Linked DNA regions of Homo sapiens: region 1 is linked to region 2. The links are chromatin contacts, found by Hi-C in ENCODE. All regions are on one chromosome and are shown on one strand. The core of a region is the stretch at or near the end of the contact, and the rest is flanking DNA. Distances in the headings are between cores, read along the strand shown. Region 1 holds the start of LIPK (lipase family member K). Region 2 overlaps LIPA (lipase A, lysosomal acid type).

The links. A loop is a pair of places that touch in the nucleus more often than their neighbours do. Pooled maps may share reads with other maps.
Region 1: a loop to region 2 is called in a pooled map, with 2.4 times the contacts of the local background. The contact joins the promoter of LIPK here to the enhancer-like site in region 2. A Hi-C loop is called at or near these places in 1 of 168 maps with a recorded cell type or tissue (CD8-positive, alpha-beta T cell), 1 of 37 single-sample maps with no recorded cell type and 7 of 50 pooled maps.

What each region holds. Positions count from the first base shown.
Region 1 is chr10:88,704,111-88,709,903 of GRCh38, forward strand. LIPK (lipase family member K) reads left to right here and starts at 2,139. Exons shown (of 10, transcript NM_001080518.2): 1 at 2,139-2,210.
Region 2 is chr10:89,215,621-89,221,384 of GRCh38, forward strand. LIPA (lipase A, lysosomal acid type) reads right to left here. Exons shown (of 10, transcript NM_000235.4): 9 at 318-389. Among named protein-coding and RNA genes, the nearest start is that of CH25H, 11 kb to the left of the region's middle. Within about 2 kb of position 2,236, at least 3 of the 41 ENCODE cell types and tissues checked have a DNase peak (open chromatin) inside an H3K27ac peak, as active enhancers do.

The DNA of each region.
Region 1 (5,793 bases), core at 889-3,388, 510 kb before region 2:
CAGATTGACAGAAATAGACTAGCAAACTGAGTGGGAAATGAATACTCAGCACTGTTGATGGAAGTGCATAGCCTATTTCTGGAATAATCCGGAAATATATAGTAAAATTGATCAACCATATGACCTATGACCAAAAAATTCTCATTCCTAGATGTATGGCATGCACACTATTCCATCGTGGGGCATATAAATGCTGACATATTTAATGGTGCAGAATTTAAGGGAATGAAATTATCGGTCATTGGGGAATAGGACAGTTTAAAGGTGGAGGTTTTACAGTAAGAAGTAACAAACAACATATGCTTAATGCAACATGTTGGATTCTCACAAGCCAGGCCTGCTTTATAGATGTGTGAAATATGCAACTCTAGAGGATTAGAAGGTGTGGTTAGAAGGCCCTCACACTTAGACACTTTGTTGTCATCATCTTTAAATTATTATTCATAAGAAGTCCCATATTTAAAATTTGGCACTGGGCCCCACAAATTATGGAGACAATCCAGTTCACAGGCATAATGTACAGTAAGAAAAGTAGGAAACAATGAGATTTATAATAAAATAATATATGAAAATCTCATATATGCTATATACTTTACAGTGATATGGTCACTCTTTAGGATAAACTAGAGATTGAATGAAAGTAGGGATCAGGGACAAAGGTCAAAATAAATTAAATAAAATTTATAAAAGAATAAACAAAGCAGTAAAGGGTCCTTATATGGATGAATAACCCATTCAGTGTAAAAGTGCCCCAAACTACAATGATTTGGATTTCCTGTGGGTAGGAATGCATTGCAGAAAATGTTTGGCAAAATAGTTCAAGATCAACTATGTAATAATTGAAAATTCCATCGTTTCTTTTCTTTTTTCCCCAAGAATATCTGTGTTTTCTAGTATAGAAATGTTTGTATTTGCTAGCATAGACTAGATTCCAGCAGTTTGTATATTGCCAAAACATGAACTATCTTTCCAGTTGCTATGTTTTATTTCAGAGACTCAAATTGGCATGCCAGTAGAATGTACTACATTTTAAGTGGAATTATACATTAAAAATATAAGAATATAAAACGTTTCTCATAAATCAAGTAAATCTGTAAATAATTAAGTGGTTGAAACTATTATAGTAATGGAAGCAAAGCCAATTCCAACTACAATTTCCAATCAAACTGACTCTAATGGAACCTAATTAGTAACTGACACAATCCAAAGAAACTTGAAGGTATTTAAACTAACCTCATGCCACTAAGTCCTACCTGACTAAAATGCACGTTCTGATACAAGTGTGTTTGCAATTCTTTCCTATGCTCTGCGTGTATATAGACATGTCTGAACCAATGATGAAAATTCAGGAAATAATTCAGGAATACTCTTCCTCTTCAGATTACTTTGAAGCATGGAAAATATTAGTTTTGAGATCATTTTAGAAATTTGGTTGTTTTAATTTACCCAAACTGGACTTGTAATTACCCTTGTAATTTTCGATAATATAAATGCCCACTACTGAAAATAGAGCTCTATGCAGTTCTGGAATTCCAGATTATCTGATTTCAAACTTTCATGGAGTGCAGACACAAGACAGCTTACATGGCAAGAAAGAGATTGGTTGGAGAGTAGAAAAAAAAAGCCAGTTTTGTTTTTGTTTATTTGCCTTTAGCTAGCTAGAGATCTTGAAAGAATTGGATATACTATTTCCTACCAATTCTAATGCCCAATTTACATACCAAGGTAAAAGAAATTCAGAAAAGCCAAAGCAATAATTGACAATGTGGTAGCATTAGAAGTGATGCAGCTGGATGAGGCAGGAGGATGTGGCATTTTACAGAGATGCTCGTATGACTGGGGTCATTTCATCCACCCTTGGTGGAAATTATTTTCTAAGTAGAGAGTCTCAGATTCTGCTGAGAATCTTCCAATTCATCTGACCCTTGAGGCATGGAACATGAGGATTGGCTTGGCAGGAGTGAGAATTTTAGTCTCAATCACATTCTTTTTCATCACTGGCTAAGAACTCACCTAACAAGTTTACCTTAGTAGCATCTGTTATATTTGAAACCATGATTAATCTGCTTCCAGTTGAGAAATTTCTAGTTGCGCCATCTTTTGAGCTGTTTAAAACAGAGCATGTTCCACTGACAGTTGCCTCTGGAAGGATCTGGAATGCACCTGAAGCTCCCAGGACTTGAAGACAGACCTCCAAAGACTTGGATCAGGTAATGACTTTTCATCTATTTGCAGAGCCTGGATCATAGTGTATTAGTGAGACATAGGAAACCTTCAGAGGGACAGAACTTTACATGTTGATGATGAATATTGTATTTTGATTCTATCAGGTTAAGCAAGATACAGCAAGAGTATAATGTGACAACTTCAGATGGAGAGTCTTCTAGGTATGTTATGACAAGTTTTCCCTTTCAGAAAGCTGCAGCATCTAGAAAGCAGACATCACTATATTTGAACCTCAGTGAGAGGAGGTATCACAAGTCTACACTTGGAAAAATCTAGCAATAAATAATTTTATGAACCTCTCTTTTGAGTCTTGCATCTAGGGGTTTGGGAAATAATGTTTGGATAATGTTCTCAAAACCATTTACCATTTTTTAGGAAGCCCTTTATGTTCTCATTCCAATGGCCTTGAGTATGAATATTCTTTTTTATGATCAGGGTCATCTGCAGGGGAATATGAAGCAAAGTGACTGTCAAGAGTGACACAACTGCTTATGAAATCAATCATTTGTGGAGGACACACCATTCTCTTTTTCTGCTGCTTTGTAATAAATAGTTTGACTGGGAGAGGAGTGAAAATGTGGTTCACATTAATGTAGATGATATTTAAGAGTATCATGCTCCTGTCACCCTTTAAATTGCAGACCTGATTGGAAGCTAGAAAGATGAAGATGAGTCAACTGGATGGACTAATATTCCCTCTAGACATAGAGAGATTAAATAATTATTCTTTAATTCTATGTGTCAAAGCCAAACTGTTATTTTTTGTTTGTTTTTACAAAATAGTTATCCTTTGTTTTCTTTTTCTAGAAATAAGAAAGCAGTTTTTACCAGGCTTTCTTTGTGTCTGAAAACAGAAACCAACTCAAATATATAGCACCTTGGCATACTTAGCACTTCAGGCTGTAAATATGAGAGTATGGAACTGAGTTTTGGAATAACAATATGAAGTTAAAGTGCCATTTTACTCTAAAATGACTTGGTTTCATATTCCTTCACTGGACTATCCTGTCTCTCCCTTACTTTGTAAGGACATTGAGGGAAAAATTATTTCCTTCACTGCTCTTCCTTTGTGGTTTATTTTATTTAATTTTTGCCTTTAATTTGAAGGAACAATCTTTCAGACCCTATTTTACCAGGCAGGACAAGTGTTTTGTCCTTCATATTATCGAAGACATGTGAAATATAATGCTCTTTAAATGTTTGTTATTCATTTTTTTCTGCCTTGGCATTTTATTTCCCATTTATCCCAAGACTCTTGTTCTTTTCTGCTTGCCTCTAGGCTTAGAGCACAGAGCTACTGGCCTCTTAACCTATTTGAAAATTCCATCAAAGTTGCCTAGTCTTTCTTCCTGATTCAAATGTGCTAGGTGTTTAATTCTCAAATCTACAATTTTTAGGACTGGATATCCTATTAGGTAAAGATTTCCTTTCATTCACTTGTTAATAGTCTCCTCAGTCTTCCTGATTCATTGTCTTTCACCCTGTGGGTGGGGGAAAAACAGGGAAGCAATTTAAATCTAGTTTCTGACTAACCTGACCACTAATAGTTGTGAGTCACTCTGTTTTGGTAAGAGGTTAAAAGTATTAGAGCTTTATGAAGGATGCTGAGGTAGGAGCAAGACAGATCCTAAATCTCTGTAAACACCCAGTGGGTTTTTAGATTTAAAATGTCAGATAAAAAGGAAAAATGTGGCAGATGCAAAAACATTCTAATTGATAAACAACAGTCTTCTGGCAAACCCAGTCATTTGTATGGCTGCCAAGAATCTTTTAATAAACAAAAACTATGCGATACTGCTGAAATGATTATTACAAGATGGAAGTACTAAAACTTCTGAACTTTGCCCCTAAGAAGACATCTAGGACATTTACTCACAGGTCATTGAGTTTAAATTTATACATAATTATTTCTAAATGTCATAACCTTTGCTATTATTATAAGGATGATTCAAGCTAATAAATTCATCAAGAAAAATATATAACCAATAAGTAAATTAGTGGAAGAGAGAAAATGTTTATTCCCAGTGACCAAATATAACCATTTTCATTTTGGAGTAATTCTTCTAGTCTTTTGAAGACCATACTTTTTTGTTTATTTGTTTTAGAAGTTTAAAAACAATAAAAATTTAAAAATATATAACAGTTGCTTAAATATTATTTTTGCTTCTATAGTCCCAAAGTTTGCAAAACTCTGTAAGTGACTGCAAATTTTTAGGTTGGCATATAAAATTTATGTCATATTTTTAAATCATTGCTAAGGTGCACTTTATGGCACATTGTAAATATTAATAGTTTAAAATTAAATTGCTACACAATTTTCAAAATGAATCCAATAGAATAATGATTTGATGCCTAATATCATCCATTTAAAAATTCCCTTAATGAATTTAAAGTTTTACATCTTTTATTTTTCTCTTTCTATTCATATTCTCATTCCAGTCATTTCTACAGATGTTTTACATATTCCTACAAATATATTTTAATATAACATATTTGTGTTATTATTTCTTTTATTGATCAGTAGATTATTCTCTGCAACTAAAAGGTCCATATACATTAAAACTTAAATTGTTTTCATTTCCTGTGACCATAAGGTTGCATTTTGTAAAAAGTTTTTAATGATGTGTGATTTTAATTTTTCTTTGTATATAATTGTCCAAAGGATCATAACACATTAAAAGTTTAATGAAAAATGATTAAGCATTAGGAGTAAAACTTTATTGGTGATGCTTTTCTTAATGACGTAAATAGATCTTTGCCTTTTAAATTCTGCATCCATTGATGATGATTATTTATTGACAGAATGAAACAAAATTCATCATCAATTCTTTTTCATTTTTTGAATAGATGTGAGTGCTGAGAAACCATGTTTACATAATGCCACAATTTTTTGAACTCTTTATGAAGCTCTGTGTCACAAATCACATAGTGATGCATCAACAAAAATTATTTTATTTTTTTATTATACTTTAAGTTCTGGGATACATGTGCAGAATGTGTAGGTTTGTTACATAGGTATACATGTGCCACGGTGGTTTGCTGCACCTATCAACCCGTCATCTACATTAGGTATTTCTCCTAATGCTATCCTTCTCCTTGTCCCCCACCCCCCGACAGGCCCCAGTGTGTGATGTTCCCCTCCCTGTGTTCTCATTGTTCAACTCTCACCTATGAGTGAGAACATGCGGTGTTTGGATTTTTGTTCCTGTTAGCTGGCTGAGAATGATGGCTTCCAGCCAAGACACAAAAATTATTTTTTATGATCTATCTACTAACCACTCAAGTGCATCCTCTTTCTATTTTTTTTTTTTTAAGCAAAGAATTCGAAACCGACTTGCAGAAGTTAAATGCCCTTGGAAAGGGACTGCTATTTTATTAAGGTCAGTTCCTTTCCCAATACCAATGTCAATATTGTCAATTATTCTCTTGTTAGGGAGTCTCAGCCATTTATACAGCCTAGAACAATTCACATCGTAAGATTCAGGAAAGGAGAGGGTTGGGCTTTTCCTTTGCAAAGTTAGAAAAGGAGACCCTGCTTCAAACCAGAAATTCTCAGGCCAAATTAGT
Region 2 (5,764 bases), core at 986-3,485:
GCCAAGGCCCCATAGCTACCAGATAACAGACATAGGACTGTCTGACTCTACAGGCTATGTTCGTGATTACTCTGAGTAATGCATAACAGTGATGATTCTTATTTAGAGCTGGGGAAAGGACAAAGAGAGGAGGCCCAGTCCACAACACCAGCTACAAAGCTTGGATTGTTCTGAATGGACTGATGGAAAACAAACACTAGTCAACTCCTGCAAACATTTCCCACAGCACCTGAGCCTGGCCAGAATCCTGATAGGCCAGGCTGGCTTTCTTGATGAGTTTTCAGGGCCCCCTTTAATGAAAAGACTAAAAACTTTACCTGGTTGTAATGAAAATAATTCTTGGCACTGCTTCCCCAGTCAAAGGCTTGAAACTTTTGGAATTTAACAGCCTAAAAAGAAGATAATTTGGAAAAGAGTTATCTGACACCAAAGTTAGAGATAACATCATAGGTTGCTGGAGCTAGCCACAACCTCGGAAATCAACTTTATACCAATATCCAGATTTACTCTTCATTTCCAAGGCATTATTTTAAATGAGATGGCATGGTTTTGTCCTGCTTTACTGAATGACTCAATTTCTCATTGTATGATTGTTAAGCAGCTACCACCTGACACAAGAAAGCAGCTATGCACATATGCTGTCAATTATACTAGATCAACAGTTGCTCCTGCTAGCGGAACTTTATGCTGACATTTTCTGCTGAAATTTGCATCCTAAGCTTTTTCAAAGAGTTAGTCATTTTACTTGGGAAATAAAGGTAGACAGATAGGTAGCTACATATATATATACATATATATATATATAATAGAGAGAGAGAGAGAGAGATGGATATATATAGATAAAATAATTATAATATACAATTGGCCCTCCATATCCAGTTTTGTATCTGTGGATTCAGCCAAGTGATATTTTGCAGATGGAAAATATTTGGAAAAAAACAATAAAAGATAATAAAACAATAAAAAATACAAATTTTAAAACAGTGTAACACCTACTTACATAGCGTTTACATTGTATTAAGCATCATAAGTAATCTAGAGATGATTTAAAGCATATGAAAGGATATGCATAGGCTATATGCAAATACTACATCATTTTATATAAGGGACTTGAGTATCTGTGAATTTTGGTTTGGGGATGATGTCTGCAGCCAGTCCCCAAAGATACTTGAGGGATGACTGTATATTTTCTATTTACCCATTCTACTTGTCTAGTTATATTAGTCAAATTTTAATGATGGTATTGATTAAACACTTTTTCTTGAGTACTGGTATCAGTATAATCACCAAGTAGTACTGCATGCCAGCACAATTCTAACTAGTTAGGGATACTAGAGCCATGAAATTGAAATTGTATTGAAATTTACATTTATTCATATTTAAAATAGTATAATATAAAATATTAGCAAAATGTCACTTATTTTTAAAATTCAAAATAGTGCAAATCCATATTTCCTCTACACTCTCAAATTAAATGTATGTCAAAAATTAAACACAAAATTGGCAAGCCAAATGAATTTGAAATGGTAAGTTTTGGCCACAAGGTGGCGCCTGGTAAAAAGAAATGCTCAGACATTCTTTGTCAAAACTGCTTTTGATTTATGTGAAGTCTGTTCTAATCAACTGCATACAATTCTACTGTTTGATGTAATAAAAGACAGAGTGAGATGATATACTATAGGGGATTGTTACAGGAGAAATATTTGGCATCTGTTTTTGCCGTTGCAAATGACTGATATTAAATACCTGTGGCATATTTAACAAGCAAAACAAAATTTGGATTCACAGCACCTGTTGGTACATCTGTTCCCCATCTTTGTCAGTGAAAATATATTGATGCAAACTATTCTGCCACTGAACACAGACAGCAGTTCATCACTTTGTCACATGTCCTTCAGCATTCATATGAAGCACCAGCGTGAGCACAGAATACAAAGGTGAAACTTGCCTATAGCTCAGACTGAAGTTCTAAATTTGACTTTGTGCTAAGTCACTTAGGACTTCAAGCTATCCACTTGAAAGGATATTTCAAAAGAAAAGTATTAAGATGATTTCCAGTAACAAAAACCTGGAAATAAGCTAAAGCCCAATTTTAATAAGTAACAATCCCTTGTAGTATATCATCTCGCTCTGTGTTTTATTACATCAAACAGTAGAATTGTATGCAGTTGATAAGAACAGACTTCACATAAACCAAAAGCAGTTTTGAAGAGAATGTCTGGGCATTTCTTTTTACCGGGCGCCACCTTGTGGCCAAAACTTACCATTTCAAATAATAGATATTTGGGTAAATATGTTACATAAATATACACAAGGGGTATGCCACTGTCATAAATATAAATAAAATACAAACAGAAAATGGCTTACAGATAATCTCATAAATAATACTAAGTGGAAAAAAATGAAACCAAATATACACTAAGGTTATACTTCTGTGATAATCATATCACAGAGTATATGTAGATAATGATCAGGAGGAAATGCCTATAGTATTAGGATAAACCGTTTTAAAATGACATTTAAAAATTATATTTAGGTCTTGAATGGTAATAAAAATGTAAACGGGTTCAACTTTTCTAAAGTACAATATGTATTAGAAGTCTTAAAGCTATGCCTACCCTCTCCCTTACTAAGTCTACTGCTATAAATGTATCATCCTAAGAAAACACTCTAACATATAAGGACAGATGATTTATGACTGCAAAACAACTATCACTGCAAAAAACAAAATGATAATAAAATTCAAGCAACAGAAACTGCCCTTTATGACAAATATTTTAAAACTTTAGTTACTGACCCGGAAAGGCATTTTTAATTATGGCAGAGACTGCCACCCATTCCCATTCTTGCCTTCTTCCTTTCAGTAACAGAATCCCTAAAGCTTTCCCTAAGTACATGGCTGCCAAGATAGAAACCACATCCTCATCCTCCTGCGAGCAGCCAGGCTATGGCCATACCGCTCACTTCTAAGCTATCTCCTTCGCACAAAGTCACTTGCCCTGAGCTCCCTCTCCCCTGCCTTCCTGTGAGTTGGAAGAGACATGGAGGTGACCGGGCTGCAACCAGGCAGAAGAGGACAACACCCCGAGGATGGCAGAGCTATAGTATGGAGGGAACTGGGTCCCTGCATGGCCTCATGGAACACAGCCAAAACCCCCTCTATCATCAGTCTGGGCCACCTCTCTCTGAACTTTATTATGAGAAAGAAATAAACTCTTTATTTAGCAGCTGTATTTTGGGGTCTCTAATACAACAGCTTAACTTGTATCTAACAAATATAATGGCATTTCTTTAAATGAAAATTTACATAAAAGCAGATGTAGTATGATCTGACTTTTGTAATGGAAATGATTATATTACAAAACTGTAAGATTATACCAAAATATTAATAGTGGCTATTGCTGGGTGCTAGACATACAAGTCATTTTTCTTTCACTCATGTATTTTCTAAAATTTCATAAAACATATTACATGTTTAACAAAAATTATACTGAATATCCTTTTTACAGTGTTCTTTAAAAGCCTACCAAAAGTATGTTTTTTCCTTTAAAGAAAAAAAAAAGAGCACATCGTAATCATCTAAGGCACTTAACTCAAACATAGATCCCAGGGTCACAGCCCTAGGAATTCAGAGTCTCCACAGGTCTCAGACAGGCCCAAGAACCAGTATTTTTAATAGCACCTTAGGTAGGTCAGAACAACACTGGAAAACTACACTGGGATGGCCTTCTTCAAACAGGTGAGAGTACCTGGGCTCTGGGCAGGGCCAGTGAGAAAGTGAGAAGTAATATCAAGTCTTGGCTCTGGGGAGCTCCGAAATTCATCAGGTTTATAAGGAGAATGGAAAGATGAGTATGCTATATTTAAAATCCCGCTAAAGAACAAGGTATGGAATTTATTAACAAGTTAATCCTAATTATTTAAACAAAAAGTAAACTTCTGAATGGACTGTAAACAAAATGGCCTTTAAGGTCAACCCCAAACTCATACCATAAGAGCCCTCTAATGCCACACCTGAATTCTAGCCCCAGCCTGCCCGGCATCCAGGCCTGCCCAGCTTCCACAGAAGCCTTTTCCTGCACTGCCTCTTGGAGCCTGCAGCCTGCACCAGTGGCAGCCCCTGGCCAACAGCCCAGAGGAGGGAAAGCCAAAGGGAAGATCCGATACAATGGCTGCACAAAGCAACCAACCATTTTACTGACAAAAGATGGTACAGCGGGTAGAAGAGCAAAGGCCCAGGCTGCCTTGTACAGCAAATCTGGGCTTTGCAAATATTCTGGAGGTATATTCCAGGGTAGTTAGAATCTAAAGTCACCAGGTCACAAATGGGGCACAGAGCAGTGCTCTGGCCCTCACCCTGCAGCCTTTGACCCTGGCAAGCTGCTGGATAAGAGGGCTGGAACAAGACCAGTAGCCTAGATGATAGCCGATCCAATGTCTCTACTGCAAACCCCATGCCCAGTGGAGGCCCAAGACACAGAAGGGTGAAGCAACACAGGTCTGTAATATAAAATAGAGTTGGCCTAGGACAGCCTTGGTTTCAACATTCCCAAGGGCCTCTGACATCCCAGGTCTGGTGGCCATTTGTACTTTGCTGAGGCCTGGCGTGTACTGTGTGTGGGCTGCTGGCAGTCACTAAGCTGGTGGGAAAGCTCAGGATCTGCCTCCAGCCAGCTCAGTCACCCTCCATCATCTCTGGGGGTGCAATAACTGATGAGGTGACAGACATTGGGCCTTTTAGGAAAATGTCCATTAGGTAAGAGGTCCTAGGCATCCTCAAAAATGTAGGGGAATTCTAGTGACAGGGTATATGAAGAAAACAAGTGACTATAAGCATAAATGTGACCAAGGAGAAAAGCAGAGACCTGAACCAAGAACGAAAATCCTCAATCTTTGTGAATTTGAGGATTTTTGAAGGTTTGGGGGCATTCCTTAAGTGGTAAGCATGTGCTGTTCAGCACGTCATGAACTATTTGCATTCCAGATGCCCCTCTTTTAGGCCACAACAAACTCTGCCCCTGAGGAACTGACATTTAACTCTCAGCCTTCTAGTTACTATAAAGGACCAGGAGCCTCAGGCCAGGCTCTTCCTAGTTCCTTAGAGACGAGCCCCAGGGAAAGGAGAACTATAGCACTGTTAGAGTTCCTGGGGCAACTGAAGAAGGAGATGAAAGTATCAGGATGTCCCGAACAGGTCTGCTCCCAAACCTGGTGGAGCAAAAGAATCTACCAGGCAGATTTTTTAAAAATGCAGATCCTCAGAAATAAAAAGGAATGAACTACTGACATACACAACATAGGAAAATTTCAAAACAAGTATTCTGAGTGGAAGAAGCCAGACAAAAACAAGTATAAACTGCATGACTGTTCTCATGCAAGCTCTAGAAAATGCAAACTAAGCTACAATGACAGGAAGCAGATCAGTGGGATTGAGGGGAGGGATGGGGGGAGGTATCACAAAGGGGCAGCAGGGACCTTTTAGGATGATGATATATTTGCTGTGTCGATTATGGTGATGGTTTCACAGGTGTATACAAACACTGAAATATATCAAATTGTATACTTTAAATATTCTATGTCACTTATACCTCAATAAAAAATTTTTTTTTAAAATAATAAAACGACTCGGGAGGCTGAGGCAGGAGAATCACATGAAGCTGGGAGGCGGAGGTTGCAGTGAGCCAAGATCGCACCACTACACTCCAGCCTGGCAACAGAGTGAGAGTCCATCTCAAAAAAATAAAATAAAACGAAAAAATAAAAG